Regions from separate parts of the Homo sapiens genome. Here all the other regions are linked to region 1. A link is a loop called in an ENCODE intact Hi-C map of the cell type or tissue named here. Cell type or tissue: mammary epithelial cell. All regions are shown on one strand. Each heading gives the region's core, and the rest is flanking DNA. Links, peaks and the distances in the headings are about the cores only. Region 1 overlaps EMP1 (epithelial membrane protein 1). Region 2 has its middle 32 kb from the start of GSG1. Region 3 overlaps GPRC5D-AS1 (GPRC5D and HEBP1 antisense RNA 1). Region 4 overlaps HEBP1 (heme binding protein 1). Region 5 overlaps APOLD1 (apolipoprotein L domain containing 1). Region 6 holds the start of MIR614 (microRNA 614).

Region 1 (5,102 bases), core at 419-4,418:
AGCACATTCAAAGCATCAATTAAATTAGGTGGAGTGAGAGAGGGCAGTGGAACAATTGCAGGATGCGCCTGGCCATCTCCTCCCTTGGTTGGGGCATCCACACATCCATTCTGTCTAGGGTGTGAATAACCTCAAGCCCTTTCCTTTTGATGTCCCTCTGAGCCTGCACTGCTTTGTGACAGTCTTAGGCATGACAAAGCTCTCCTTCTGTAGCTGACATAAATCAGAATAGCCTCCCCCATGTGTATCCTTCACACTTCCTTTATTTCCTAGGCTTTATGATCAATGGGCTCCCTTCTCTGCTGTGATTATGGCTGAAAGCTTTTGTTTATCCATGCACATTCTTAATCGATATTAGTTCCCAATCCTCCCACCCTGTGATTTATGCATTTGCCTGTCTTCTGTATTGAGTCCTGAAGGATTGGAATTTGTGTAAATGTCATGTACAAGGAGAAGGCACATTTGGTGCTATCTCAAGTTGCATTACTTTTAAAGCCCCCAGAACCATCACATTGAGCTGTGGAAAATATGACTCTCTGCCCAGACCAATGGCAGGCTTCCTGCCATGAGGCACACAGAGCCCAAAGGCTCAGGTGTAGTAATACTAGTCTGAAATGCTCAGTCACAGGGTGACCAGACCATTAAACTGTAATTAGGTTGTTATAATTATTGAAAACCAAACAGCATTATAATAATAGAATTGTGCCTCTCACATTTTATATCTCGCCCAGGATCATATTAGTAGCCTATTCAGTATATGGGCATTGAGTAATAGCTGCTATTCTTCAGAAGGCATTTACTTCTATTAAAAGTGCTGGGTGAGCAATTTGATGAAAGCATGGACATTTTCCTAGTGGAAAATGGACATTTATATGACATTGTTCAGAGACCTGGAAATTATAAAGGCCTACTTCTTTGAAAATCAAAGTCCTATTTTTAACCTCTAAAACACAAACAAAATAAAATACGAACAGTTATCATAAAATGTTCTTGTTCCTTTTTTGAAATAGAATGTATTAGAGAAATGAATATGTAAATACCCAAGAAGAAACCAAATTCTGTTTCCATGTAGGTATGTATAACTGGATGAATAGGCACTTAGGCAAATCAGAACTAGGTTACAGGGGTGTTTTCAGGAATTTATGATTAGATTGTGATGGTTTTTAGTGCAGCTCTTCCTCATGTTAGCAGATAGCCCACACGTGTGGGAAAGCTGAGTCGTCTTATTGAATCTGACAGTAACCGTTTTTGTCCCTTTCTTTTTCTTTTCAGAACTCTCTTTGCTCACAAGTTACCAAAAAAAAAAGAGCCAACATGTTGGTATTGCTGGCTGGTATCTTTGTGGTCCACATCGCTACTGTTATTATGCTATTTGTTAGCACCATTGCCAATGTGAGTAATGTTCTTTTGTTCATTCATTCATTGAGAAATCATTCGAATATTTACATCAAGTGCACAAAAGAAGTTTAAGCCACAGCCCTTGCCCTTCATGAACTTACAGCTCAGTTGTGGGAAAACAAAATAAACACACGCTTGCCCTTCAAACAATTAAATAACAGGAGGATAAAAGTGAATGTCCACAGGAGTAATCCTGCCAGAGCTGTAGGTGGTTAAGGGCTGGAGGATCTAGTGCAGCTTCTTCGGTCTCTAGAAGAGCCTTCCCAGCAGCAGGGGTGAGTGGAGCTTGAGGTGAACCTGGAGGAGTGGTAGATGGCTGAGGTTTCTCTTAGTGAAAGAGGGAAGGTGGAAGGATCATAGGGATGCATTCAGGTGGGAGTGCTAGCAAAGGAGCATATGTAGGAAGGACAAGCTTTGGTCAGAGGATAAGGAGGACACACACCTATGTGGCTGGAGCCGAACTTCCCCTCCTTCTGAGAAGCTTGATTAGAAGGATAGATGGGAAGAAGAGGATGCCAGACTGACAAATTCAAATTTTGAGCAAAGAGTAGCATGTGAAAGTGGAGTTTTGCAAGATTAACCCAGTGCCACTGAATTAACTAACTCAGACAAAACGAGAAAAAAAAAATGGAGGTAGTGTCTTTTCTCTCTGAACCCTGGGCTACTCTGACCTCTAGTGGTGGCTTACAGCGCCCAATTTGCTTTTACTTGTGCTTTTCTCAGAAAAAAGCCAGCTCCTTGGACCTAAAAACCAAGGCCACCAATCACTAGGCAGGCAAACCATGGTTTCAGAATCTGTTTAGGTCCCTATCACAGTTAAAGTATAAGTGAGTTTTAAAGTTCAGATAGAAGAGCTTTGCAAACATTAGTGGGTGTGATCATAAGCAAGGCTAATTAAGAATAACTGTGATAAGACAACCCCCGCCCACGTGACCTCCTTGTTTTGTAATTTAGCCATTCTATATGTCAACTCCTATATCTATCCAGATAAATCTGATAAGCTTCTTCAAAGTGTATTAATGAGCGCCAAAGCGCTGCGTATCTGTGAATTACCAGCCCCTAATATAAGGCTAGGCACACAGTTGTTTATTGAATGAAGAGCAGGGATTGGCGTAGGTGATGCATGTTCCCGGCCCCACCTTTCCAGTGTGTGCATTTGTGTGTGTGTAGACAGGACACTGCACTTGTTTTCTCTTCCAGAAGGATAATTCCTTTTCTTGGGCCAGGCAGGAAGGGATGGCGGCACCATGATCAGTCTGGGGGAATCCATTCAGGTCACCCTTCAGCTTTTAGTAGCCCCTACAGGAAAGCACTTGCTGTAGTATTTTACTATCAAATTACTTTGCATGTTGTGACAGTCAAGTTTGATCCTTCTGTTTAGATGAAAGTGGCTTATTAACCACTAGATTCATTGTTATTTTCCCAGTAGGTCTTATGTTTCTTAATTGTTTCCAGTTGGACATTTCACTTTTTTCCTGGTTAACCAGGGACTTAAATGAAACAATCTTGTTAGAGTATATGAACTGCACATACCTAAGCCAGTTTCCTCATCCTGGACTTCTGTTTCTCAGAACCTTAGAATTTTAAACCACTGTGGTTGAGTTACTTCCATTTTTGTTAAGTCGTGAAGAATGTGGAGCCCAAAGAGGGCTAGGTGATTTCTTTCTGGGTTTCACATTCTTCTGTGTCTCTTCTCTTGGCAACTTTGTGAACTTCAGTTTTAATCGGACCTTATTTCCGCCCACAGATAAGCTGCATAGCCATAGTTATAGCTAAATAGAATGTCTTTATTAAAATCTGATCCCGATGCAAGCTGATTTGTTATTTTATTTTTAAATCAGAGGGCCAGCTTTCAATTAACATTTTCTTTCCTTCTGGTTTCAGGTCTGGTTGGTTTCCAATACGGTAGATGCATCAGTAGGTCTTTGGAAAAACTGTACCAACATTAGCTGCAGTGACAGCCTGTCATATGCCAGTGAAGGTATATATAAAGATATTGACCCAGTGCTGACAATAGGTGTGGTCAGGGAATGTTCAGCCCCTGGAGTGACCTCATGCCCTTGTTCTCCTCGTCCTGTGTCTACAGATGCCCTCAAGACAGTGCAGGCCTTCATGATTCTCTCTATCATCTTCTGTGTCATTGCCCTCCTGGTCTTCGTGTTCCAGCTCTTCACCATGGAGAAGGGAAACCGGTTCTTCCTCTCAGGGGCCACCACACTGGTGTGCTGTGAGTATCTCATGGGTAGACTCCAGTTTACACTTTTAAGTCCATCTTACCATGGGTGTTTCTGGCAACTTGAACAGATTAGCACATGGTTCAGTGAAACTTCCTTGTGCAATTTTCTCCTCTGGTTATTTGTTCTCTTGTGGAGAACCTTGGATTGCTGCTTAGGTTAAGAACCCTCATCTGCTTCATTGTTCAAAACCAGTGCTCCTGGGTAGCTACCAAGTGGCAGTGCATATCTGTTAGTAGCACGTGTGTACAAGACACTTCAAGAAGGCAGAAAGGTAGGAGTTCTCAGAAAGATGAAACCACTGCCACAATGCACATCATTATTGTGATTCTCACTTAATTGTTGTTCTTTCCCAATATACTCGGTTTGGTGGAAGGACATGCTCTTTTGCATCCCTGAGTAGCTTTCCTAGACCCACAAGGGCCAGACAGGACAGCTGGGTGGTAGGCATGAGGTTCTGTGTTTTACATCACAGCGTGGCCACACAAACCAGTGCAGACATGAGAGCCCAGACACCTCTAATTTATCAACATACCGTCGAGCTTGGCCCAGGGGACATCCATCAGAACTCCTGTTTAGGGACAAACAAGCAGAATTCATTTTCCTATTGCTAATGAGGGAAATAGGATCTTCTTAAAATTAGTAAAACTTTTTCTCGACTTTAATGTAAGAAAACACACCGACAAATCTCCTTTTCCCCTGCAGGGCTGTGCATTCTTGTGGGGGTGTCCATCTACACTAGTCATTATGCGAATCGTGATGGAACGCAGTATCACCACGGCTATTCCTACATCCTGGGCTGGATCTGCTTCTGCTTCAGCTTCATCATCGGCGTTCTCTATCTGGTCCTGAGAAAGAAATAAGGCCGGACGAGTTCATGGGGATCTGGGGGGTGGGGAGGAGGAAGCCGTTGAATCTGGGAGGGAAGTGGAGGTTGCTGTACAGGAAAAACCGAGATAGGGGAGGGGGGAGGGGGAAGCAAAGGGGGGAGGTCAAATCCCAAACCATTACTGAGGGGATTCTCTACTGCCAAGCCCCTGCCCTGGGGAGAAAGTAGTTGGCTAGTACTTTGATGCTCCCTTGATGGGGTCCAGAGAGCCTCCCTGCAGCCACCAGACTTGGCCTCCAGCTGTTCTTAGTGACACACACTGTCTGGGGCCCCATCAGCTGCCACAACACCAGCCCCACTTCTGGGTCATGCACTGAGGTCCACAGACCTACTGCACTGAGTTAAAATAGCGGTACAAGTTCTGGCAAGAGCAGATACTGTCTTTGTGCTGAATACGCTAAGCCTGGAAGCCATCCTGCCCTTCTGACCCAAAGCAAAACATCACATTCCAGTCTGAAGTGCCTACTGGGGGGCTTTGGCCTGTGAGCCATTGTCCCTCTTTGGAACAGATATTTAGCTCTGTGGAATTCAGTGACAAAATGGGAGGAGGAAAGAGAGTTTGTAAGGTCATGCTGGTGGGT
Region 2 (5,102 bases), core at 635-4,634, 77 kb before region 1:
CCACTGCACTCCAGCCTGGGTGACAGAGACTCTGTCCCCCCAAAAAAAAATAAAAAAAAGAAGGAAGCCAGACAAAAGAGAGCACATGCTTCATGATTCTATTTCCCTAGAATTCTAGAAAATACAAACCATGGAGGAAGGGAGACAGTGAGCCCTAACAAAAGTGCACCAACAGTTTTAGGTGTAGTGGATATGTTCATTATCTTGACTATGTTGATGGTTGCATGGATGTCTACGTATGTCAGAATTGTTCAAATTGTATAGTTTAAACAGTGTATATTATTGTATGTCAATTATATCCCAATTAAGTTATTAAAAAAGATAATGTCAAAAGGTATCTATTCACTTTAAAAAACATGATCTTTTCTAAATGATTCAAAATTAAATGTTTTAAGCCAGCAAGATTTACTACTATGTTTAATCCACAATTTTATTTAGAAAAATTTAGTTAATCCATTTTTTTTTTTAAGATGAAGTCTTTCTCTGTCACCCAGGCTGGAGTGCAGTGGCACGAGCTTGGCTCACTGCAACCTCCGCCTCTTGGGTTCAAATAATTCTCCTGCCTCAGCCTCCTGAGTAGCTGGAACTACAGGTACATGCCACCATGCCTGGCTTATTTTTTGTATTTTGGTAGAGACGGGGTTTCACCATGTTGCCCAGACTGGTCTCAAACTCCTGAGCTCAGGCAATCCACCTGTCTCAGCTTCCCAAAGTGTCAGGATTATAGGCGTGTGCCATTGCGCCCGGCCCCCAAATATTTTTAGAATTAAAATTATTCAAAGAATTTTTCTTAGAGTTGAATGAATCTATGTTGGTCATCTATGAGAAGGAAAATCAGTCAGAAGGAAATAGAAGAGGTTTGTAAATGCATCTATTTGCCACGACACTCTTAGGCTTATAGAATTAACTCTCCAAAGGGAAATTATAGAAGCCTCATTGCCATAAAACCCAACTGTACAAAGACCTCAGCTAAGAACAGAGCTCAAAACTTAATAAACCCTTTCATCCAAAGATACAAGCTTTTCCAGATACCAATTAACAAAATCTTGTACCATGGTATGAGCAGAGGGGTACACTCATTGCTGTTTAACAGATATTGAATTGGAACCCCCAAGAGCTCAGACAACCTGTCTGAGGTCATCTGGCGAGGCAGCTCCTGACTCGGGGTGAAGCTTAAGAGTTCTGCCTTCTGGCCCTGCCCTGCCTGACTCCAACCAACAAAGAACTCTCTGGCCCTAAACCAGACCAAGTAGGGGGAAGAAAATTCATGGTTTAACCAGTTTGCATTGGAACCAATGTGGTGTTAGAGGCCACACCAAGGGTGGGAACCAGTGGGTCGAATTCTAAATCCATCTCATTTCTCTACTTTTTCCCTCCCTACTTTGGACCAGTCCATTGCTGTCTTCGTTGAACTCTTTGTGGCTTGACAGAATATATTATTGCATCCTTTTTGCATAAAGGAGAGATTCTTACAATTTCATTGGACTGTGGGACACTCAATCCTTCTAGATTGATTATGGTGATAAATTTGGAGACTCCTGGAACCTGGGAGGGAATTACTGTCAGATCCAAAGCAACAGCAAATGGAAGATTTACCAAATACTGGGAGAAGTTTACCCTGGACTTTTGAGGAATATTGTAGCCTTTAGATGTGTCAGGGGCTCCCCCTTGTCTGGACTGGGATTCCTGGTTGGCTTTGACTCCCAAGTGTGGAGGAACTGGTTAATTTAGATGTTGGATTCTATAATTAGAAGCAATCTTTTTCCTGGATGACATATGGTGAGATGTTCTAACCAATGTAGAAGGTGTCTATTATGCATTTCTTCTGCAGTTCTTACAGTAATATTTGACTTATTTGGCAATTATTCATACATGGCAGACACAGCCATCTGAAACACAGCTGAAACCAGCAGGATGCAAAAAAGGCCTTTGGGTGGCCAACATGGACATCAAAAAATCTTCGAACTATTCTGTATCTCTTCAACACTATTCACTTTTATTTCAGGCATGACCTAGTAAGCTTAATTATGATCTACAGCGGATTAGAACCAGCACATTAATGGGGCAGGGGGAAACTTTAGAAACAGAAGCTAGAAGTTAGCAGTTTTATGATGAGGGAGGAGACAGGAGAATTATAAAAGCACAAATAAGAATGCAGAAAATGTAATGATTTGAGGTAAGAGCAAACAGCTCTCCAGAACTCATGAGTCCAAGAGTTCATTATTTTTCTTCATCGAAGTTAAATATTAGAGGTTGTAATTATTTCTTTTACAAACATATATTGGAAGCCTGGATACTGTACCTGGCACTGGGTATGTAATGACAGACATGGTCCTGCCCTAATAGAAGGTAATAAATTATGTTGAGTAAACTTTAGAAAAACGGAGAATAATATATTTAGAAAGATTTCCATAACAATTAAAAATGTTTAAATGACTTCATTCCCCAAATCGTAAGCTCCAAGAATCTGAATCAATTATGTAGAACAGCTTATTTCCCACTAGACCTAATAAATGAGGCATTAATTATATTAGCATGACATTGTTATTAGTTTTAAATGAAGAGCAGTAGACATATATGTTCTAGTCTGAAGACAGAGATGTCTGCTGTATTCTTTAATTATTACCAGCTCCTGTGACCTTACATATTTCAGCTCAATTAATGCAGCCAAGTGCCCCTGGGGTGAGGAGGCAGGGCACAAGCTCAAGAGCCTTTGGTGATTGGAGGTGACATATTCAAGGGAGGAGAAAGCAAAGACACAGAACAAGGGGGGCAAGGGGCCTTCCAATTTCTTTTCCTCTGTTTATGGGAGACCCTTATTACATTACGTTCTCTCGCCGCCCTCTGTCCCGGTTTCCCTTTCTCATGCATAGAAATAAAGGTCCAAAAGGAATAGATTTAACGGGCTTAGATCCGAGGGTGGAGCTGCCTGGGGATGTGCTGTGCATTTAAAGTAAAACAAAACAAAATGCCTCTTGATTGCCAGGGCAGGAAATTTCTGCCCAACTGGAAGGGCTGGTTGCTGGAATGCAGGAGAGTCCTTGAGAGGACTTTCTGGAAGGCTGGGGGAGGTGTGGCTGTGGGAGAGCTCCTCCGGGCACCCACGCCTCGCTGCGGACTGGCTGAGGAGTGACTCAAGTACCACAGGGGTGTCAGGGCAGTGAGATGAGTCGGAGCCAGCCCAGGGATCCGGTCCGAATGTGACCACATTCTGGCAGGGTCATCTCAGTGTCATGGAACACTGTGTGCCCAGCAGGCCAAAGACGACTGAGTTGAACAACTAGTTTAGAGCAGGATCAGGACCCAAGCCAGTGTTCAGCCATGCAGGAGGCCTCTCCTCACTAGCCTACTCACACTACAACCTTTTCTGTGTATTTTTCTCATCACTTACCCTTAGTACCTAGCACAGCTCCTCGTATGAGGTAAGTGTTCACTAATGAATGAATGGATGGATGGATGGATGGATGGACAGATGGATGGGTGGATGGATAGATCGAGTAAGTTCTTTGTTATCCTCTTATAATATAACCAACTGCATTTCTGAAACGACTTGCCATTCCTGATTTAAAACACACACCTCCCAAGAAATAAAGCAAACAACACCATCCTGACCTAGGACATTTCGCAAAGCTCAAGGAAATTAATCAGATGCTAAAATTGGGAGAAACTGGACAAATTACCTCCAAATTATTATTATCCACTACTTCACAAAAATTTCTGTAGAATGAAAATAAATAGTTTTTTCCTTTCCTAGTAAACAGTTTGGTGGTTTCCTGTTATAATTTTATTTTCCTTTAGTGACGAAATGTATACTCAGAAGTTGATGGTTAAACAAGTTTTACGCTGAGGAGTGAGCAGTCTAATTATAATGAACACAAACAAGCATAACACACATACATGCTTCTCTCATCAAAATAACCTGCAGGCAGGGCCTCCATTCTGTAGCTTCTGAGTACCTTTTAAGTATGGTGTCCAGGACGTCAGTCTGTTATGGAGGGAAGGACGGTGGCTTCGCCTCCTTGGAGCCTGACCTTTGAACCCACAGGTAAGCTGTAGCTGTCCTTCTCCACTGCTCTATGGACAGCACTGCTCAAAGTCCATCACAGAAGCCGGGCCACAAACTGCTACCAGTTACAACCAGTTAAGGTGCTTGCACCAAAATGTAAACCAATGATGTCAGGAAGCACACTTTCAGATTCTATTGATTTTTTAGAATAAGGCTTTCTAGACCAAAGATTGGTGCATTTTTTTCCATAAAATGCCAGAGAGTGAGTATTTTAGGCTTTGCAGGACAGTCTCTGTCACAATGACTCAACGTTGCTGTCTAGGGGTGCCAAAGCTGCCAGAGACAATGCATAAGCGAATAGGTGTGGCCGTGTGCCAATATAACTTTTTTTTTTTTTTAGATGGAGTATTGCTCTTTTTTGCCCAGGCTGGAGTGCAATGGCATGATCTCGGCTCACTGCAACCTCTGCCTCCCGGGTTCAAGCGATTCTTCTGCCTCAGCCTCTCAAGTAGCTGGGATTACAGGCACGTGCCACCACGCCCAGCTAATTTTTTATATTTTTAGTAGAGATGGGGTTTCACCATGTTGGCCAGTCTGGTCTCGAACTCCTGACCTCAGGTGATCCACCCACCTTGGCCTCCCAAAGTGCTGGGATTACAGGCATGAGCCACCATGCCTGGGAACTTTTTATAAAAATAAAAACTGGCACAGGTTGGAGATACCTAGTGGGTTGGATGGGCTTTGCTGGTGGGGACAAGGGACTGTATAGTTTGCTGACTTCTGTTCTAGATGAAGGAAGCTACTAATTGATTACATTCTGGCTCAAGCTCCTTGTTATGGAATAGACACCCCCTGAACACCACTGGACTGGACAACTTAGGAGGAGCCACACCAGACAGGGTCCCAAGGCCCTCCCAGCTGTGGCTGGTGAGACCACCAATGCAAATACTATGAGGAGGACCATAGTTTTTCTCCATGGATTTTTTTTTTTAATGAGATGAGGTCTTGCTCTGTCACCCAGGCTGGAGTGCAATGATGCAATCATAGCTCACTGCAGCCTCAACCTCCTGGGCTCAAGGATCAGGGACTACAGGTA
Region 3 (5,102 bases), core at 436-4,435, 190 kb before region 1:
GTGAGCTTAGAGGCTTCCACTTGGCCATTTTTACCATAATAGCTCTATTCAACAGGTCAAGAGAGAAATCTGAGGACTTTTCCAGTTTTTAATTATAACCATCCCAATTATGCACTCAGGGGCCTAACCATCACTGGTAGGTTTATGTAGCCCATGTGAAGTAGACTTGGACTGGGACTCCATATATCTCCTGGCTTTCATAAGCTTCTGCTCTAACTTGGGGACTATGCTGGCATTTCAGGCCCCCTGGCAGAATTATCAGCTAAGACTGTGTGTCTAATAGCCCTCAAAAATCTGGGTATTTCCGTTTTCCCTAGTGTATCTGGGAAAAGGCTGCAGGTCCCTTTGGGGAGGGAATGCAACCATGCTTATTGTATGTATTTGCAGTGGCATTGCAGGATTCCTTATCAAGGAGGTTAGACTTCCTTTTCAATCAGTAGGCTTTGGTTCTGAGAACTGGCCTAAGATCTGAAACAAAGGATTGTAATTACCCATTTGGTGACTGACATCAGCCTTTTGCTCACTAGCTTTCAATTTTTGTGTGGTCATATAAACCAAGCAGTAGTCTAATTGGTTGCCCTTCTGTATTGCTCTTATTAGCCATTGCCACAGATCCTAGTAGGTCAAGAAACCTTGACTGTCACTCTAGCTTTGGTCTGTATTACAGTAATTATGTTCCTCTTGACTCTTAAGATTAGACGCCACCATCTGGTCTCTGCTATTCTTGAATCTTATCATCCCCGTTGATAATAGCACAATTCCATTGCAAAATCTCTTTCTCTCAAATGTGATATACAGATGTACTGAGGGACACTTATGGCTGACCTCAAAAGATGCTGGCGCCTCACCACCACTGTTATTATGTACCGGTTATTACTTGGGCCTTCCTGGGGGACCTAGTCAGGTGGTAGGTTCTCTGATTCACATCACAAAGGATTTTAATATTTATACTTTTCTGGACTTGTTGACACCTTTCTCAATACTCTGTTGAGGCAATTCCAGCATCTCTATCTCACGGGAGACTGACACTGTATCCAAGCCTCGAGGAGTCATCCCAACAGCATTTTAGGACTGACTCCAAGTGTTCTTATCAGGACATTAAGTTCCAAGTGAATTAACATATGTTTTATCTCATATACTTATTTTTTGTGGCAAGAACACATAAAATCTACTCTTAGCAATTTTCAAGTACACCACATGTTGTTATAACCATACTCATGTTCCACAATCACCATCTAACATCATTATATTCTGTGATAGATCTCTTAAACTTATTCCTCTTATGAAATGGAAATTTTATATCTTTTGACTGACATCCTCCTTAATGATCCACCTACCCCTCACCATTCTACTCTCTGCCTCAATGAGTTTGATTTTTTTAGATTTCACATATAAGTGAGTTCATGTGGTATTTGTCTTTCTGGGTCTGGCTTATTTCATTTAACAAAATGTCATCCAGGTTCATCCATGTTATTGCAAATGACAGGATTCCCTTGTTCTGTTTTCAAGGCTGACTAGTATTCCATTATGTAGAGCTACTTCTAGTACCAACTGTTTAGCTTAGGTTTCTTCAAAGCGCTGAGCCTGAGACAAGGCTTGTGTGATGGTCATTATTTTGGAAAATGATTCTCCAAAGAAGAATGAGGGAAGAATGAAGCAGGAAAGGAGGGAAAGATAACTTAAGAGCACCTTACTGAGTGGATGGCACTGTGGAGAACTGGAGATTAATCCTTGTTAGGGACCGTCTGGGAAGTCATGTGCAGCGCACTTAAGAATCATCTACTTGAAGGGGAAGAAGGGAATATTTACCGCTGACTCCTACATGTTGCTGGCCGAGGATTGTCCCATGGGATATAACTCTCACATTTCCATTTTTGGAAAAAGCATTTGGTTCTTTTTTATCCTTTAGAGATGATCAATGAGACTTTTTTTAAAGTATCATTATGAACTTATGGATTTTAACATATTTAAGTCTGTCTGTTGTACTCATTATTCTTATTGATAATGTCCCATTTTGGCTATTGTGAGTGCCTTCAAATTGGTTCCTGTGACCTTTTAACATGAATCCAGCAGACTTTAGTAGCTTTCTTGTTTTCTAGTATGACAAAGTCTTCTAGGCTCATTCCTGCTCCAGACATGAAATCATCCATTTTCCCAAGGAGCCCTTCAGAGATCACGATCTGGCACTAGAGGTCCTCGTTGCTGTTGGGTTGGTCAATGTATGAAGTCCTGTTCCCTGGACAGAGCTAGAAATATGTTTTTGTTTAATGAAAAAGAGAAATACCTCATGAATTAGTACTCATATTTCTAATTCAAATAAAATATTACAGTTTTTCTTTACCTACCTTCTTTGATTTTATATTTGCACTTCTTTACTCTTACTAATTAACATAATTACTTATTTGCTTGTTAAAAGAAAAATTTTAGACATATTAAACAGTTCAATTGAGCAAAGAGCGATTCACAAATCAGGCAGCGTTCCCATCTCCTGGATCCAGAATAGATTTGGAGCAACTGTGGAGCTGTCACGTGGTTGGATAATATTTATGGACAGAAAAAGGAAAGTGGTGGACAGAAAACAGAAGTGAGGTACGGAAACAGCTGGATTGGTTACAGCTCAGTGTTTGAACATGGTTTCAACAGTTGGCGACCTGTGATAGGTTACAGTCTGTTTACATATCCAGTTAGGTTACAGTTCACTATATAAGGAGAAACCTTTAGGTCAAACTTAAAATACATAAGGAGGCAGCTTTAACTTAATTTAACACAGTTTAACCTGTTCTATTTGTATATATAATTGTTTCAAACATCATTACAAAATTACTTATTTGCTATACCCTATCATCTACGTGTGTATAATAGTTTCATACTCACTATATCAATATTGTTATTAACAATATGATCCCTGAATACAATTTAAGATTTCTTTGCAATTCTACTTTTCCCTTAGAATATATCCCGCTAGGAGGGTACAGTCAAATTAATATGTTTTGAAGTTATTGAATTAATTGGATGTCACGTTCTCTATATGTTAATAGTTAAACCATCAACTTAGTATTAATTTTGTTTCCAATTTTTAGGAACGGATATTTTCCCACCTTGATTTAATTTTATTTTTTAATTATGTAAACCATTTATGTGGTTTGTAAGTCAAAAGCTCTAAAACAAAGTATATTCAGAGAAGTTTAACTAACTTCTAACCCTATTCCAACTTGTTTTTTCCTTCCATTTTTCATTAGAGTTTAATTTATTCTTCCAGTTTTTTGTTTGTTTGTTTTTGTAGAGACAGGGTCTTGCTCTGTCACCCAGGATAGAGTGTAATGGCACAATCACAGCTCCCTGTAACCTTGAACCCCTGGGCTCAAGCAATCCTCCCACCTCGGCCTCCCAAAATGTTGGGATTACAGGCATGAGTCACTGTACCTAGCCCGTTATTCTTCCATTAAAAAAAACTATATATATGTATAGATAGATATATTCGCATTCCTTCCTTTCTTAGGTAAAAGGTAGAATACTATACACCTTAATCTGCTCCTTGCTTTTTTTCACTTAATCATGCTTCATGGAATTCACTTTGTAATGATGCTTAGAGATTGTATTCCTTTCTAGAGCTTCACAATTCTTTTTGTGAATTTATTGAGATATAAATTGAAGACGGTGCAAGCAGATTTGGAAAGTAATGGAGTCCTTAACTAGAAGGATAGATTTATCACTCATTGCAATGTGGAAGACTGCAAAAGGAACAAATTTTGGGGGAAATATCAGAAATTTAGTGGACATATTTTGCTTGAGATGTCTATTAGACATGCAAGAAGAACTACAAATAGGCAGTTTTGGATACCCTAGTCTAGAATTCAAGGGTGAGATCCAGGCTAGACATATAATTTGGAAGTTAATACCCGGGGAGTTTGGTGAAGGAATGGAAGAGTAAACGCTCTAGGCTGGTCATTTCTCCCCTGATTTTATTAACTCCTAAATGTAGGAGATTTGGGTTGCCTGTTTTGAGCCCCTGGACTCCTGTTTCACTGATTTCCATGGTGAACAGGTAGGCAATCATTGTCTCCAAGCAGAGTAGGAAAGGGGCAGAGGAAAATGCAATCTTGTTCTCGCTAACTTTGTCCCCTGCCAGTATTCTCTTCTGGGCTACAGTCAACCCTTCTTCCCCCCAACCTTCAGGTGCAGAGCTTCCCTCTCCCAGGGTTTCTTACTGTTGATGTAATTAGTTCCTGGAATCTATGTTTCCTTCTGAGCTTCTCCTTGTTTGATTCTGGGGAAGAAAGCCAGTAACCGATGCCAGTTTTCCATCTTTGCAGGAACTCAAAGTTCTATTAGATTTTCAAAATTAAACAAGGGGAAAGAATATTTTTTTAAGAGAAAAAAGATGGGGAAACTGATTTATCATCTCTTTCAAATGTCCTGTGAAACTATTCCAAGGAGGTTGATTCTGATTAGACTCAGACTGGGGAAAATAGGGATTCAGCAAAGCTGGGAACTGCATACTGGGGAAGAAAATAAAGAACTGACTACTTGCCAGGAAACAAAAAGTATTCCATGTGAAGACATGCTTTAACTCTAAAACCTTTCTGAAATTCTGCCTTGGGTAAACATGTATAGTATTTCCTCAAGAGCTACATTTCCCCAGCCTACGGTAAACAAGGGGAAAGATACCAAGTTCATCACAGATTATTTCTCTTCAATCTTGTATGATTCACTACAGTTATGCAGAGAAAATGTTTTAATATTATAAAGTCAAGCATAAACACCTACAAAGTTAAATACGATGAACATTAAAATAAACAGGAGAGGTAGTTTATAAAATTAAACTAGATGACATAATTGGAAGTTAATACAACTTAAATAGATCTTAGAAAAGTTTTCTGATGAAAATTAATATCTACATTTTTATATAGTTTCTCTTGATTGACTATGTCCTTAGTATACTCTGTATTTTGTTTTCTATTTTTGTACTGGTGGCTTTTAAACAATTTTTTACAGGAAGTATGTTTATTATCTACCAATACAGATGAAAAAGGAGTCAAAAGTGAAAGTTCCCCTGTGATAGCAGAACCTTCCCTTCATGGGTGCAAGGCAGCATACCTCCC
Region 4 (5,102 bases), core at 771-4,770, 230 kb before region 1:
CAAGCCAGGGAGCCATCAACGACTACTGGAGCTGTGTCAAAAGGACCAACAAACCAACTTGAAGAGGCTCCCGCTGGCCAACAGTGGGGCAATTAGAGCATCAATAAGAATAATATCTGTAACAAACTGAAACGTATCAAATATGTTTAAATTCATATGTTTATAATTACACTCAAAAAACGAAGATGCAGACCACTTTACCTTGAGGATGTTACAGAATGAAATTATCATTCTGAAAACTGGTAAATAAAGAGAAGGTATCAAGTAAGCATGTATCTGGCTTTTTCTATATGAAATAAAGGAAGCCAAATAGTAAACGAGGGGAAGTTTCTCTTTACTGAAATATTGCAGGTAATAAAAGAAGAAGGAGAAACAGAGAACATTATCGTTTTATGGCCTCTAATGGAACAAGACATCTAGGCAATGATGAACTATGGTCACCAACATCACTCAATCAGGGACAATCAGACACTGTGGGCCCCTGAAGGAAGTAAACACCACCACGTAGGAAATATTCTCACCAAAACTTCAAAAACTTGAATCTGATCTAGTCTTTAGTTTCAACTACTAATTTACAGGCAATACGGGGCTCAGAGGGATGTGGTAAAATGTCACGGAAATATAATCAGCAAAATCCAGTACAGATAATAAGAAGACAAATGATCCACAGATGGAAAGGAAGAATGTAAAGTTGTGTTGGTAAAGAAATTCACAGATTAATAAAAGCTTAAAAATGTACCATCAGCCAGGTGTGGTTGTGTGCAACTGTAGTACCAGCTACTTGAGAGGCTGAGGTGGGAGGATTACCTGAGCCCAGGAGTTTGAGGCTGCAGTGAGCTATGATCACACCACTGCACTGCAGCCTGGGCAACAGAGCAAGGCCTTGTCTCTTAACAACAACAACAAAAAGAAAGTACTACAAAATCTGACTTGGATCCAGATTCTAACAAAATATTAAAACAAATGATGGCCAGGCGTGGTGGCTCACGCCTGTAATCCCAGCACTTTGGGAGGCCGAGGCAGGTGGATCACAAGGTCAGGAGTTCAAGACCAGCCTGGCCAAGATGGTGAAACCCTGTCTCTACTAAAAAACTACAAATATTAGGCACAGTGGCAGGTTCCTGTACTCCCAGCTACTTGGGAGGCTGAGGCAGGAGAATTGCTTGAACCCAGGCAGCAGAGGTTGCAGTGAGCCAAGATCGCACCACTGCACTCCAGCCTGGGCAACAGAGAGAGACTCCGTTGGAAAAAAAAAAAAAGTAATGGGGGAAATCTGAGCATTGAATATTTTATATTATAAATTAATGAAGTACTATTGAAATTTCAGAAAAAAGGTATTGTGATTATATTTTAAAAAAATCTTCAGTAATTACCTGAAATATTTATGAATGAAATAATATAATGTCTGGAATTTGCCTAAAAATAATCCAGGGTAGGGCTGGGTGAATGCTGTGAAGATACACATGACACAGAATTGGCCTTGAGCTGATCGTTGCTGTAGGTAGGGGATGGGCACATATGATTTCATGATCTTATATGCTTCTACCTTTCTATAAGTTTGAAAATTCCCATACTAAAAAGTTAAAGACAAAAGAAAAAAAAATTATATCCACTCATTACTCAGGGTCTGGTAAAACAAATGATCAGAAACTAGCCCCATCTGCTTGAAGTCTTAATGTGAACTGATTCAATCATGTCTATCTCATTCCTTATGAAATAAGAATGAACAGACAGAAGGGGTAATTGCCAAAACCTGCTTCAGGTCATAAACATTAGGTAATACATAAATAGTATCTTAGTAAATACTGAAAGATATTTAACAATAATCCTATAAGGTTACATTACATGCACACACACACACATCATATATAGGAGGTTATATTATCAGCACTTAACAAATGCAAAAGCTAAGTCTTAAAGTGGCTAACTTCCCAAGCATCATTCTGCTAGTAAGCAGTAGAGCTGGAATTCAAATAAAATACAAGTTCATTTTATTATACCTGCTGCTTCCCAAACACAGGAAATAGAATGGAAAAGACAAGCAGACATCTAACCCAGGGCACAAGATTTAAGGAGGCGCTCACTCTCAGTCCCCATCCTGCACTTGGACAGCTGTGAGAGTGAGTGCTTCCTTAAATGCTGCACCCAAGGTGCATCTCCACCCTAGGAAAAGATATTGTTAAGTTAATTTGCTTTCTCCACACCCTCTGAAGGGAAGCTGGGAAGTCTGAATGAGGACTGCAGGACAAGCACAGGAGCTGAGGCTCCGGTGCTAGCTCCCAGCTGCATTACATTCACTGTCCTCTGGAGGGCCCTGCAGTCACCTGGCCTAGGACTACACACAGCGGTGAAACTCACATTCTCAGAACATTGACACAGCTCCGGGGAAAATGGTCCCACCATCAGGTTCAGGGTTGCAGCAGGGCAGCCAAGTTTGGAGGTCCCTGAAGTGGACCAATACTCAGTCCAGTGCAATATTATATGTATGTGAATTTTTCATGAGGTTGCTCCTGAGCGGAGCCAAACCACCTATGATTACTTCTGGTGAAGATCCTGGTCTTTCCCTGAGCCTGGTTTGGTGCCTGTCACATGGGAGTGTTTTAACAAATGTGAGGAGTCATCAATGATCTAGAAGACTTGGTTTCTGAGGGCAGTTTGGAGCACAAGGGATAGAAACTAGTAACCATTTGCACCTGCTATTCTCTACAGTCAAGGGAAAATGACCCCACATGAAGTCCTGGAAACAGGACCAGGATGACAAGAGAATAGATGTGTGCTCTGCTCAAAGGACTACCATCCAGGAACAACAAGGAGGATGGAAGCCCAGCTCTAGCAAATGCTCCCTGCTCTCTGGCATTCAAAGGGAGTGTGGGGTAGAAATCAGGTATTCCTCAGCCCTTTATGCTTCCCATGTGTCCACGAATCCAGACCATGGCTTGACTTAAGATATTTGCTGAGTCTCCTAGAACCCTGCTATGGCTAATGTAGACATTCACTGTAAGCTTAAGCAAAGCTTAAGCTCGTCCCATCAATTTGGCAACTGGCCAAGGCATTTATTCTGATAAAATGCAAATGTGTGTGTGCTGCAGCCTGAAGAAATTAAAATGAGAAACTGTTAGGATTCAGCATTTCCTACTTAAATTAATTCAGCAACCATAAAAATTTGACGCGAATGCTTGCCAGAGGTGATGCAAGGAGTGGTACGGGAATCAAGCGCCACCCATGGATGCCTGAAGGATTGTCTCCTTACATGGAATAGACAGTGATGCCTTCCCGTTCCTCAATCTTAACGCTTTTGTCACTGGGAGCTGGTGGGTCGCTTTGAAATTGGTTTGGAATCCGGAACCAGACTTTTAATTTCTTCTGCAGAGAGCCATCTTCATTGGGGAACACAGCAAAGGAAATAGGGACTGTCATCCCCATCCCAATTCCTGAAAACACAAAAGCACAGAGTGAGGCAGGGATCAGAGACAGAGCTTGCTCAGGGCTGTGGAAGACACATTAGTTCCATTCGTCTTTCAAAGTGGTATGTTTTTGTTCTTGAAATTAACAATGAACATTTCAAGTGTTAAAAATACAGAAATACATGAACACCTGTTATTTGTATACGCTGTTGGTAGGAGTATAGTGGTACAACTCTAAAAAATGATTTGGCAATATATATCAAGACTGTAGATTATCAGTCTCTTTCTCTCTCTCTCTCTCTCTCTTTCTCTCTCTCTCTCTCTCTCTCTTTCTTTCTTTCTTCCGACAGTCTTGCTCTGTTGCCCAGGCTGGAGTGCAGTGGCATGATCTCGGCTTACTGTAAACTCTGCCTCCTGGGTTCCTGGGTTCAAGCGATTCTTGTGCCTCAGCCTTCTGAGTAGATGGGATTACAGGTGTGCGCCACCACACCCAGCTTATTTTTGTATTTTTAGTAGAGATGGGGTTTTGCCATGTTGGCCAGGCTCGTCTTAAACTCCTACCTCAAGTGATTTGCCCATCTTGGCCTCCCAAAGTGCTGGGATTACAGGTGTGAGCCACCATGCCTAGCCAGTATTTAATTACTGCCTATTTAAAACATCAATCTAAAATATGGAAAAGGCTATAGGTAGTAAGATATTCATTACAGCAGAATTATAAATTCTGTTCAAAACAGGAATATGTCTGTGTAAATTACAGACACATGATACAATATAATGTAGCTAGGAATTATGCTTAAGAAGACTCTGGTACTAGTGGAAAATAATTATGAAATAATAACTAACAGAAGCAGGATATGTAATTATAGGAACACTAAGATTACATTAAAAAGCCCTAAAAAATACATTCAAAAGACAACATTGATTGTATTGAATGGGGGAATTAGGGAATACTGTTTTGTTATTTTAAAGGTTTTCTTTAGTGAGTTTTATAATTCTCATACATATTTTCATTTAAAAAAATGTTAAGACAGTGTTAAGAAGGAAAAGATTTCTTCCTGACCTCCTACAGGTTAACGTATCTTCCAAAGCCTGACTACTTTAGTCCTAGTAAATTTTTTTTTTAAAGCAAGTTTTTTAAGTAAGTAAAGGAATAAAAGAATGGTTACTCAATAGACAGAGCAGCTCCTAGTAAATGTTACTAAGGCTAACACACGTTTTTAGCTCTCTAAATTATCAGCTTGAGAAATATCCTAAAAATTAAACACATCTCTTTTTTTTCCTCTTGCTTTCTGACCCATTTTTGTTTTGCAGTGATTCCAAAATGCTACCCAAATTAGAGGGCTTCTCACGAGTCAAACTCATTTTTAAATATGGTTTACATCTAACAGGTACACCTTTCATGAGACTTCAGGCTTATCATTTTAAAAGTAGAGAGGTGGCCAGCATGAACTGCCAAGTTTTTAAGAGCAGGATGGCCCAAGAATTCTCAGACCCTTCATTTGCCAGACAGGGTCTGGAACCTCACTGCTCACTGAGCCTCAGGACCCAGCAGAATCTGAGCTACCAGGGGCTGACTCTGGGGATCTCCAGCCTGATGCTGGCCTTGCGTTGTGCTGTAGCTCAGCTTACTGTGGGCACACGCCACCTAGTCAACCAATCCAAAGACATAATAAGCACTGCAGGGTTAAAAAAAAAATA
Region 5 (5,102 bases), core at 431-4,430, 420 kb before region 1:
CGGCCCGGGAGCCGCATGGGCCCGACGCGCTGCGGCGCTTCCAGGGACTGCTGCTGGACCGCCGAGGCCGGCTGCACGGCCAGGTGCTGCGCCTGCGCGAGGTGGCCCGGCGCCTGGAGCGCCTGCGCAGGCGCTCCCTCGTAGCCAACGTGGCCGGCAGCTCGCTGAGCGCAACGGGCGCCCTCGCCGCCATCGTGGGGCTCTCGCTCAGCCCGGTCACCCTGGGGACCTCGCTGCTGGTGTCGGCCGTGGGGCTGGGGGTGGCCACAGCCGGAGGGGCCGTCACCATCACGTCCGATCTCTCGCTGATCTTCTGCAACTCCCGGGAGCTGCGGAGGGTGCAGGAGATCGCGGCCACCTGCCAGGACCAGATGCGAGAGATCCTGAGCTGCCTCGAGTTTTTCTGCCGCTGGCAGGGCTGCGGGGACCGCCAGCTGCTGCAGTGCGGGAGGAACGCCTCCATCGCCCTGTACAATTCTGTCTACTTCATCGTCTTCTTTGGCTCACGTGGCTTCCTCATCCCCAGGCGGGCGGAGGGGGACACCAAGGTTAGCCAGGCCGTGCTGAAGGCCAAGATTCAGAAACTGGCCGAGAGCCTGGAGTCCTGCACCGGGGCTCTGGACGAACTCAGCGAGCAGCTGGAGTCTCGGGTTCAGCTCTGCACCAAGTCCAGTCGTGGCCACGACCTCAAGATCTCTGCTGACCAGCGTGCAGGGCTGTTTTTCTGAGAACATCCTTTCCCCCTAATGACCGAGGCCAGCAAATCATCCTCATGGGATGCTCCAGAATTTGTAGCTCCCTTAGGAAAACACCAAGCTGGGTTAGGAGCCGAAGGCAAAGGATGAGAAAAACTGTTTTTGAAGTGGGCAGGTCCCCAAAGCCCTTCTTTTCCCATCACTGTGACATCTGCCTGGGCTTGAGTGCTACGGACTTTTCAGTCTTCCTAGTGGAAAAATGTGACCCAAAAACTCTTTTTCCTTTATCAAAAACTTTCTGTCTAAACACAGCTGGGCAGGCACTCCTGTTTTAAAGTTATTTCGGGGTCCCTGACCCTGCCCTGGTGGCTTGGCCTGAGACTGGAGAGAGTGCCATCCTCTGGGTCCTCTCCAAGTCCTACTAGTCTTTGAAGTCCTCAAAATGTGCGTGAGGAAGGCGTTTGCCTCTATTCCAGAATTTCTGATACAAAGAACTCCAGAATCCAGAGCAAATCAGCCCTTCTCTGAACGTTGTAGGATGGTTCAGAACCCAGAGAGGACCCTGGTGCTGATATCTCCTCCTCTTCCCTTTCCCCTCAGCTTACTTACTCCCAGATGCGGCCTGGGTATGAAGTAGGCCTTTCCTGAGTGGCTCCCAATCCAGTCCTCCAAGTACTCAGAGGGGAAGCCCGTGAAGCCGTCATCTAAGTCCTGCTCCCTCACATGAAGCTGAGGGCCAGATAGATGGAGCGACTGCCAACTTCATTTCCCGACATCATTGTGTTCAGAAGAGAGTGATGGGTTTTGAGTTAGACAGTCCTGGGCTTGAGACAGGCTTTGTCACTACTGTGTGAGTGTAGCCACCTAATCTCTCTGAGACTGTGTAAAACAAAGATGATAAAATCTCACCCTGTTGTGAGATATTAAATGAGCCAAAGTGCCTAGCATGATGGTGCTGGCTCATATAGTGTAGTCCCTGGAATGGCAAATTAACATCACCCAGGAACTTGTTAGAAAGGCAAATTCTTGGACACAACCCTCCTGATTTATGGAATCAGAAACTCTGGCTGTGGGGCCCAGCAACCTGAGTTTAAACAATTTCTCTGGGTGGTTCTGCGGCACACTAAGGTTTGAAAATCACTGCAACAAATGCTAACTTCTAATCCCCTTGATGAGCTTTCACGAAGTCTCACGGCTTCTCTAGGGACTCCATGGTCTTCAGAGTCGTTCACAGATGACCAAGGACAGACTGTGTCCCAGAAGCCAAAATGAGAGAGAGAGAGAGAGAGCACGCGTACGTGCACCCTGGGGCAGTGTCTCACCGTATGAACAAGGGATGTAACACTAAAAGCCCATTAGGGGGCAGTGTTTCCCGCCTGTTGTAGAAACTGGTACAGAAAGGAATATGAAGTTCCTGAAACTGACCTTTGTCTATTATTACCTTCTCTGAAAAGTGCCAGTCCATGTATTTTTTATTTATTTTAAGTTTGTAATTTAATTTTTAATTATTGTTTAGTGTTTGCATTTAATTTTATTTAATCACCACATTTAGAAAATAATAAGAGCAAGTTTCTAAATGGGAGACTGCTGAGGCTCTTTGCAAGAGATGAGATTAAGTTTGAGTTTCTAAGGCAGGGCATGAGCTGGAAATAGCATTGCTTTCCTTGATTGTCTCTCTCCTTCAGGGAGATTCTTTTTCTCTAGTGTTTTAAGTGATCCTTTGAAGTAAGTGTGGAGAGTCTTGAATGGCAAGACCAGGAGCTGAGTTTAAGCTTGTAATGGAAGCTTGCATTGTGGGATATATAACTGAGGAAGCATATTTATCCTGAAGGTATTTTGCCAGAAGGTATCACTTGACCTGGAAAAGGAATCTATTTAGTTCAGGAAAGATAAAAAGTTTAGAGGTATGTGAAGGAAGCACTTAGAACTTGCAAGCCTGATGTCCTATCAAGTTATGTCTTCTGGGTGACAGACAAAATCGCTTGTCTTATGGTGGTGATGTGTTGCATTTTCACTTTGGGGTCTGTAAGAAACTGTCAGTGAAAATATGTACAATTCCTTCAATTTCCATTCTTAACAACTGTAATGTTGAAAAATAAGTTGAAAAGTCTTTGGGACCATACATGCAAAAACGGTGCCTCTGTTACTTAATTATTTAATATTCTATAAATGTACCCAATCTGTCCGCACCCTTCCCAGTGATGGGGCAGTATGTCTGAGGAAGTATAATTTCAGTACTGGGGTCGGGGAGAGGAGGTGATGTTTCTACATTTTTATTTTTTCTATAAATTGCAATTGGTCTGTATGCTGGTTTATTTTGAAATTTATATTGGTTTCTTTTCAAGCTGGTGTCATCTCCTAGACTGTTTCACCCAGATGCTAGCATTTTTTTTTTTTTTTTGAGACAGAGTCTCACTCTGTCACCTAGGCTGGAGTTGCAGTGGTTTGATCTCGGCTCACTGCAACCTCCGACTCCTGGGTTCAAGCAATTCTTCTGCCTCAGCCTCCTGAGTAGCTGGGATTACAGATGTGCACCAGCACACCCGGCTAATTTTTTGTATTTTTAGTAGAGACAGGGTTTCGCCATGTTGGCCAGGCTGGTCTTGAACTCCTGGCCTTATGTGATCCGCCCACCTTGGCTTCCCAAAGTGCTGGGATTACAGGCATGAGCCACCTCGCCTGGCCAGATGCTAGCATTTTAGATCAAACAATTCATTTTAGATGAATTGTTTTGTTTCACAATCATTTTAAATCATTTTAGAATGTACTTCACATTATTAGTTGTGTTATGGCATAAAGGTACAACCATTCCCTAACTCCATCTTTTATTAATGCTTAAGTTTAAATTATATTCTTCCAATGCCTAAGCTATTCCCTAGAATTAAACTGGGCACTTTTGGAAGCAGCAACAGTAACAGCAGCAGCAAACTTTTCCTCTCATATTTTGGGTGTATCAAAAGTTCTAGACTTTTGAAGTTATGATTTCAGTGGCCCACTTTATTTCTAAGGAAGAGTGTCTACTTTGGAACGATACTTTGCACATAGTAGGAACTCAAGAAATACATTTGAATAATTATAATTAACTGTTTAGCTATCTTAATGAGAATTTGTTGACAACAAAAGATCATCCATCGCCTTATGTGTGAGTAAGATTGGAGCCTCTATCAAGATTTAGTCAAGTTCAGTTAGATTGATTCTAGAAACAAATATTTATTTCTTTCTTTTACGGGGATGTGAATAAGGCTTTTCCTTAAGGCCTTCATTCTTTAAACAAACAGGTTGAAATGGTATGTTGTAAAAGAGAAGACGGGAGAGAGGTATTTAGATGATAAGTGTACTTCACAAAAATGCCAAAGTTTGAAAAATAGGTATGTTTGTTCTAAATGTTTAAGTGCTTCTCTGTTAGGTTCTGGGGCTTGCAATCATTTGAATTGTTCTGTTTCACAATAAAGGAGATTCACTGGGTTCTGCATTTTCAGGATTCAATAGAACTGCTCCATTAAAAAAATAATCCTTAGCAAGCATTCGAATCCTAACTGCTTTGATGCACTTGCCCTCGGGCACCTGTCATTTCCAATATGGTAGGTGTCAAAGTCAAAAGTATTTACTGGGAGAAAAAAGAGAGGAGTGGTTGTAGAAGTCTCCCTAAATCAGACATGTCAAGCAATCAGCCAACGTGGTGTATTTCTCATTCAATATTTTAGTGTGAATTGAGACACTGAGATAAAGACATCGTGCAGAGATAAATGGGGATACAGTTAAATGTAGCAACTCTTGAGTTCATTTTTTCCCACTGTAGCAAAATTAATGCTTTCTCTTTATTGAAATAAATTGCTCATTCCTCAAATTTTTTTATCTTTCTGTAATTAATTTCCTAGTTCTATGTTTCCTTGTGTATGAATTAGTAACTTTGAAAAAGGGCAGATGTTTAATCATTTTCACTTAGAATATTCAGATCAAACTATATGAATCATTTTTTTTTAATAATCAATGCATACACAGGAATTCCCTTTTGCCTAGAAATCAGACTTCCAGCAGTCTCAAAACCTTTGAACATAATTACAACCTGGGAAGGAATTGAAAGGAAACCTAGAATCAGCCAAATTAGCCTTCACAACATCCAAACACTAAAGAGAGGTGGGCAGGGAGGGTGAAGGGCAGCATGTATATCAGGAAAGAAAACTTTCCCGTAAATCTCTGAGGGACTTCACCTTGCAAGCCACCGATCTTGACCATGCAAGGCAGGCTGGGAAATGTAGTATTTTTAGCTGAGAACAACGCTGCCCCTAATATACCTAAGATTCTCTTGGTAAGAAAGAAAAGGAGGGTGATCATTAAGTAGGGGGTCCAGCAATTTAAACAAAAAGCCTATTGTGGTTGCGGCAGCCAGTTGGGGACGACTACTCT
Region 6 (5,102 bases), core at 355-4,354, 300 kb before region 1:
TTCATGTTTCACCCAAGGTCTAATTGTGGGAGAGGACAAATCCAGATCCCCTGTTTGACAGAATTAGTTCACAAATGTCTCTTGGCAAAAACATGTGACACCTAACCATGATAATTGACTTAATCCAAGAAAGAGCTCTGTAGGGCAGAGCAATAGGAAATCTCTCTTTCGTTATGGAAAAAAAATAATCCCTCTACATAGAAACTGAGTGACATGTAAAAATGTGTAGCTAAGTCAGGGAGTTACTTCCTAAGAGCCTGACGCTCTGCTTTTCATCAAAAGGAAAAACCAGCGTGAGGCAGAGGCGAGGGAGGTGGAGGTGAGTGGATGATGTGCTGAGTTAGGGATGTTTATATGCCGCAAAGGTTTGGTTGGTAGGCTTCGCGCTAAGATTAGCCTGGCTTTGTACTGAAAAGGGGGAAGGACACATAGTGACACAGATCCTTCTGGTCTTTCCCAGGAGGTGTGACCTAATGAGGTTTGTTGTGAGAATAAAGCAATGTGGTTTCACATATATTATCTATCATAGGCTAGGGACTCAAGAAATGCATATTCCCCCCCCACTTTCTTTCTCTCTTTCCTTCCTTCCTTCCTTTCTTCTTTCTTTCTTTCTTTCTTTCTTTCTTTCTTTCTTTCTTTCTTTCTCTCTCTCTCTCTCTCTCTCTTTCTTTCTTTCTTTTTGAGATAGAGTCTCACTCTGTCATCCAGGCTGGAGTGCAGTGGCATGATCTCAGCTCACTGCAGCCTCCGCATCCTGGGTTCAAGCGATTTTCGTGCCTCGGCCTTCTGAGTAGCTGGGATTACAGGCGTGCGTGCGCCACCACGCCTGGCTAATTTTTGTATTTTTAGTACAGACGAGGTTTCACCATGTTGACCAGGCTGGTCTTGAACTCCTGATCTTAAGTGATCTGCCCGCCTTGGCCTCCCAAAGTGCTGGGATTACGGGTGGGAATCACCATGCCCAGCCTCCTTTCCATCTTTTCTTTCCTTCTCTGGTCTTCATACTACCAACCAAGCAAGGGAGGAGGAGTAAAAGGTAAAATCACAAAATACTCTGGATCGGCATTTTTTTTTTTTTTTTTTTTTGAGACAGGGTCTAGCTCTATGGCCCAGGCTGGAGTGCAGTGGCACAATCATAGCTCACTGCAGCCTCAACTTTCTGTGCTCGAGTGATTCTCCTGCCTCAGTCTCCTGAGTAGCTGGGACCACAGACGTGCACTACCACACTTGGCTAATTTTATTTTTTCAGAGATCACATGTGGTTTGAGGGAGGATAGAGAGGACAGGGTGTCAAGAACAGCATTTTTACCAAGTTGATATAAAAATGAAACAGGATCCAGGCATGGGTCTTTACACTGATAGTTACAGTAAGTTTTAAAATCTGAGCAGCAATTTGAATCACTTGTTGAAAAACACACAAAATATATTTTTTGTAGAGGTGGGGGTCTTGCTCTGTTGCCCAGGCTGGTCTTGAACTCGAGATTCTCCTGCTTTGGCCTCCCACAAGTGCTGGGATTACAGGCGTGAGCTACTGCACCCGGCCTGCTTTCTTTTTAGTGAAAAGGATCTGTGGGAGCTTTTATTCCCATGGCTGCCTTCCTCAAGTCAACCTCTTTCCCCGGAAATGGCATCATCTCTGGACTGTTGTTTCTCCTTCTTCCTTCTCCTCCTTCTCCTCCTCCTCCTCCTCCACCATGCCCGGCTGATTTTTGTATTTTTAGTAGAGACAGGGTTTCACTATATGGGCCAGGCAGATCTCGAACTCCAAACCTCGTGATCCACCTACCTTGGCCTCTGAAAGTGCTGGGATACCGTGGCCTCTGAAAGTGCTGGGATTACAGGCATGAGCCACCGCGCCCGGCCCCGTTGTTTCCCTTCTAAGAAACGCAGTGGTCTCTGAAGCCTGCAGGGGCAGGCCAGCCCTGCACTGAACGCCTGTTCTTGCCAGGTGGCAGAAGGTTGCTGCTCATTTGAGCAGTACCTGTCACCCCTCCTCCCACTGCTGCGGCTGTTAACTCATCTTCAGGTCTCACACCTTCTGCACATAAATAAGCTATTTTTAAAAGTTATTATTTTTTTACTCTTTCTTTTCTTTGGAGAGGGTACCAAAGGATAGCTGTTCTGTTTAAGTAGGGACCTCTCATGGCCTACAGGCTTTGACATCTGAGAATCAAACTGGAGAACATTCCGAAGCCGTTCTTATAAGTGTCTCCATCTCTACCTGGGCTGAAATGGAATGTGCAAATGTAGCCCAGCCTGGTCCTTGGGTGTTGCCAGTTGATTGATGACTGGGAGCCAAAGTGGCATCTCCTTTGACCTAAACGGGCGATGATGAAATAAAACTCAACAGCCTTTCTCTCATCTTGCATTGTGAGATGCGAAATAGAGCGTGTCTCTCTGCCTCTCATTTTAGGCTGAGGCCGTCCAAAGCGGCCATGCCCCATGTTTCCACTAGATGGCGCTGACACTTCAGGCATCAACCCTCATGGCCTCTCAGCCTTGCAAAGGCAGCCACTTAAAGTCGGTGTCCTGTGTGGGGCACCAAGCTGAGCTGCAGACACCCAGTAGGCGCGAGGCAAATGCGTCCCATTTTAAGAGGCTTGTATTTATGAGCTCTTTGCTTCCTCCCTCCCACTAACTTTAAAGAATTGCTCTCCATCTCCTTTGGCAAAGTTCCTTTGCCCTTTGTCTTATTTTTGTGAAACCCTCCAAGGTATTTCCAGTCCATTTGCATCCAATCTGGCATCTTTACGGAGAGCGGTCTCATATGCTATTGTTGTTAACGTGGACTAGTATTTATGTGTTGAGAACACTGGCTGTTTGTCAGGAAAAGTGTGCCAAAACAAAGAGTACGGCCGGCCCTGGAAATGCATCAGCAAAACCCATTTCCCCCGTGCACTCATTCTGAGCTTCCTTCCTTCATTTCTGTCATTACTGCTGAGAACTGGACTGTGCCCAGCTGACCTTTCCCTTCCTTGCCCTCATCTTGCTGCCAGGGTCTGCAGGTTTGCCACCGTCCCGGCCCCAGTCTGAAACATGGGATTATTTCAGAATTGGAGGTGGCAGCTTCAGAAAAAAATCCTTCTCGTGTGTTGACTGCTGAGATCCAGGAACTGGGAAATCAACCCCCAGTTTGTAGATTGCTCTCTTTGGAAATTCTGTGGCCCAACCTCGTGGCTGTTTTCTGGAATTCCTTCTATCGGGGCAGACAGTGCTGTGCCTTTCTTGACTTCAGGATGTTCCAAGGATGCTGCTGGATCTGTGTGTGTGTGTGTGTGTGTGTGTGTGTGTGTGTGTGTGCGTGCGTGCGTGTATGTGCGCCTGACCCTGATTTCTGCAACCTCCAGATTTCTTTCTTGACCCTTCAAAGTGGAACAGTCCAGTGCCAAAAATTTTAGAGTTTGAGAAGGTCACAGAAATCCTCTAGTTGGTGCCTCCACAGTCTTCATTTTACAGAGGAACTCAGGGCTAATGGAGTTAATGCAACTAGATCAGGGTTTTGGGTCTGTGTTCTTTCTACCGTCAGCACCTGTGTGGTCAATTCTGGACACTTCCCAGAGAAGTCTTTGAGTAGAGAATCCTACTCAAATTTCACTGTATATTTTAAGCATTCCTCTCCTTTCCCTTTGCCTCCCCTGTTGCCTTTTCTTCCCCTGATTTCTCCTCTGGTCATCTCCTCTCCCTTCTGCGTGTAAGCCATGGGAAAGGGATGAGGGAGGACAGCTTCTGGTTAAACACAGGTCCCTCTTCCACATCAAATGAACATTGGCTTCCTGGGACAGAAGGCCTTCAAAGGAGGGATTGCAAAGCAAGGCAAAGCGTTCTGTCTTCATTTTCCCCATCCCCATGAGACAAGACTGATGGAAAGGGTGGTGGGGCAACACTGCTTAATGGATGCCTTTTCACATCATTTCAGTTTTTAGCCCTCATGACTGTATTTTCTAATCAGAGACAATAACATTTTAAATAAAACAACGACAAAGAAGTCTGAGTCAGGTGGTAAAATTTGTTGTTTTCAAGCACCATCTTTTGATATACTTGGTTTCATATCATAATGTATTCAAGGTTTCAACCGGTTCTTACATGCTCCCCTTTACTGAGATTTTCTTTTTCTAAAAAAAAAATTTAAAAAATTTTAAAAGTAATTTTTTTTTCTTTTGGGATAGGGTCTTTCTCTGTCACTCAGCCTGGAGTGCAGTGGTGCGATCACGGCTCACTGTAGTCTCGACATCCTGGGCTCAGGTGGTCCTCTTGCCTCGGCCTTCTGAGTACTGGCTGGGACCACAGGTGCACACCACCACACATGGTTAATTAAAAAAAAATTGTAGAGGCAGGGTCTCCCTATGTTGCCCAGGCTGGTCTTGTACTCCTGGGCTCAAGTGATCCTCCTCCCTCCGCCTCCCAAAGTGCTGGAATTGCAAGCATGAGCCACCATGCCCAGCCTGAGATTTTATTTTCCATTCATCTTTTGACTCATCTCAGAATTGACCAGATTCAGCCACTCTTACAAGAAAGCTCAGGATCCAGTAAACAGTTAATTCTTTATTTTTATTATTATTTTTAAGACAGGGTCTTGCTTTGTCGCCTAGGCTGGAGTGTAGTGCTGTGATCTCAGCTCACTGCAACCTGCATTTCCTGAGCTCAAGCGATCCTCCCACTCTGCCTCCTAAGTAGCTGGGACTAGAGGCGTGCGCCACCACGCTTGGCTAATTTTTGAAATTTTTTTTTTTGTAGAGATGGGGTCTCACTATATTGCCCAGGCTGGTCTTGAACTCCTGGGCTCAAGCAATCCTCCCACTGTGGCCTCTCAAAGTGTTGGGATTGCAGGTGTGAGCCACCATGCCCCCAACCAACAGTGAATTCCTATTCACTTGTTTGTGTTATTGATTCCTTCAACTTCCCTGAGGCCCATAGTGAGCCAAAAACCCACACCCATCCCCCTTCTTTCTCTTTGCATGGAATTCTGGCTCCCTTCAGGGAGTAAGTGCCACACCTGGAAGAGCCCTCCCTCCCCGTGCAGCTTCTGAGAGCAGGTGCAGAGGTAGTCCTTGGAGATCCGTGCAGACAACTTGTGTTTGTAATGACTCAGCCAAGATGTTTGT

The links. Hi-C counts contacts between places; a loop is a spot of excess contacts. Peaks named below come from ENCODE experiments on the same cell type or tissue, not always from the same donor. Only the 100,000 strongest peaks of a DNase experiment are listed, where the experiment ranks them.
Region 2: a loop joins it to region 1, with 4 times the contacts of the local background. A loop is called at or near these places in 5 of 110 quality-filtered maps.
Region 3: it touches region 1 in a loop (7-fold over the local background); 31 of 110 quality-filtered maps call a loop at or near these places.
Region 4: a loop joins it to region 1, with 10 times the contacts of the local background. A loop is called at or near these places in 26 of 110 quality-filtered maps.
Region 5: it touches region 1 in a loop (10-fold over the local background); 27 of 110 quality-filtered maps call a loop at or near these places.
Region 6: a loop joins it to region 1, with 13 times the contacts of the local background. A loop is called at or near these places in 99 of 110 quality-filtered maps.

What each region holds. Positions count from the first base shown.
Region 1 is chr12:13,210,197-13,215,298 of GRCh38, forward strand. EMP1 (epithelial membrane protein 1) reads left to right here. Exons shown (of 5, transcript NM_001423.3): 2 at 1,273-1,392; 3 at 3,283-3,379; 4 at 3,485-3,625; 5 at 4,338-5,102. The coding sequence starts at 1,315. The coding sequence ends at 4,495. Among named protein-coding and RNA genes, the nearest start is that of EMP1, 16 kb to the left of the region's middle. In mammary epithelial cell, for the core only: a CTCF peak has its summit at 2,089 (motif pointing left); a DNase peak (open chromatin) is centred at 1,403; H3K27ac peaks cover 1,568 bases.
Region 2 is chr12:13,132,802-13,137,903 of GRCh38, forward strand. No RefSeq gene overlaps it. Among named protein-coding and RNA genes, the nearest start is that of GSG1, 32 kb to the left of the region's middle. In mammary epithelial cell, for the core only: a CTCF peak has its summit at 3,127; a DNase peak (open chromatin) is centred at 3,110; H3K4me3 peaks cover 256 bases; H3K27ac peaks cover 2,873 bases.
Region 3 is chr12:13,022,162-13,027,263 of GRCh38, forward strand. It overlaps GPRC5D-AS1 (GPRC5D and HEBP1 antisense RNA 1), which reads left to right. Exons shown (of 3, transcript NR_149067.1): 3 at 1-337. Among named protein-coding and RNA genes, the nearest start is that of FAM234B, 20 kb to the right of the region's middle. In mammary epithelial cell, for the core only: no CTCF peak of the experiment used is centred there; no DNase peak of the experiment used is centred there.
Region 4 is chr12:12,983,902-12,989,003 of GRCh38, forward strand. HEBP1 (heme binding protein 1) reads right to left here. Exons shown (of 4, transcript NM_015987.5): 3 at 3,251-3,431. The region is part of intron 2 of GPRC5D-AS1 (GPRC5D and HEBP1 antisense RNA 1); the gene reads left to right. Among named protein-coding and RNA genes, the nearest start is that of HEBP1, 14 kb to the right of the region's middle. In mammary epithelial cell, for the core only: a CTCF peak has its summit at 2,306; no DNase peak of the experiment used is centred there.
Region 5 is chr12:12,786,925-12,792,026 of GRCh38, forward strand. It overlaps APOLD1 (apolipoprotein L domain containing 1), which reads left to right. Exons shown (of 2, transcript NM_030817.3): 2 at 1-4,542. The coding sequence ends at 728. Among named protein-coding and RNA genes, the nearest start is that of APOLD1, 3.8 kb to the left of the region's middle. RefSeq lists silencers at 22-121, 152-261. In mammary epithelial cell, for the core only: a CTCF peak has its summit at 2,057 (motif pointing right); a DNase peak (open chromatin) is centred at 2,057; H3K4me3 peaks cover 300 bases; H3K27ac peaks cover 866 bases.
Region 6 is chr12:12,913,953-12,919,054 of GRCh38, forward strand. It overlaps GPRC5A (G protein-coupled receptor class C group 5 member A), which reads left to right. Exons shown (of 4, transcript NM_003979.4): 4 at 1-3,985. MIR614 (microRNA 614) reads left to right here and starts at 1,877; the gene lies at 1,877-1,966. In mammary epithelial cell, for the core only: a CTCF peak has its summit at 2,451 (motif pointing right); a DNase peak (open chromatin) is centred at 2,383.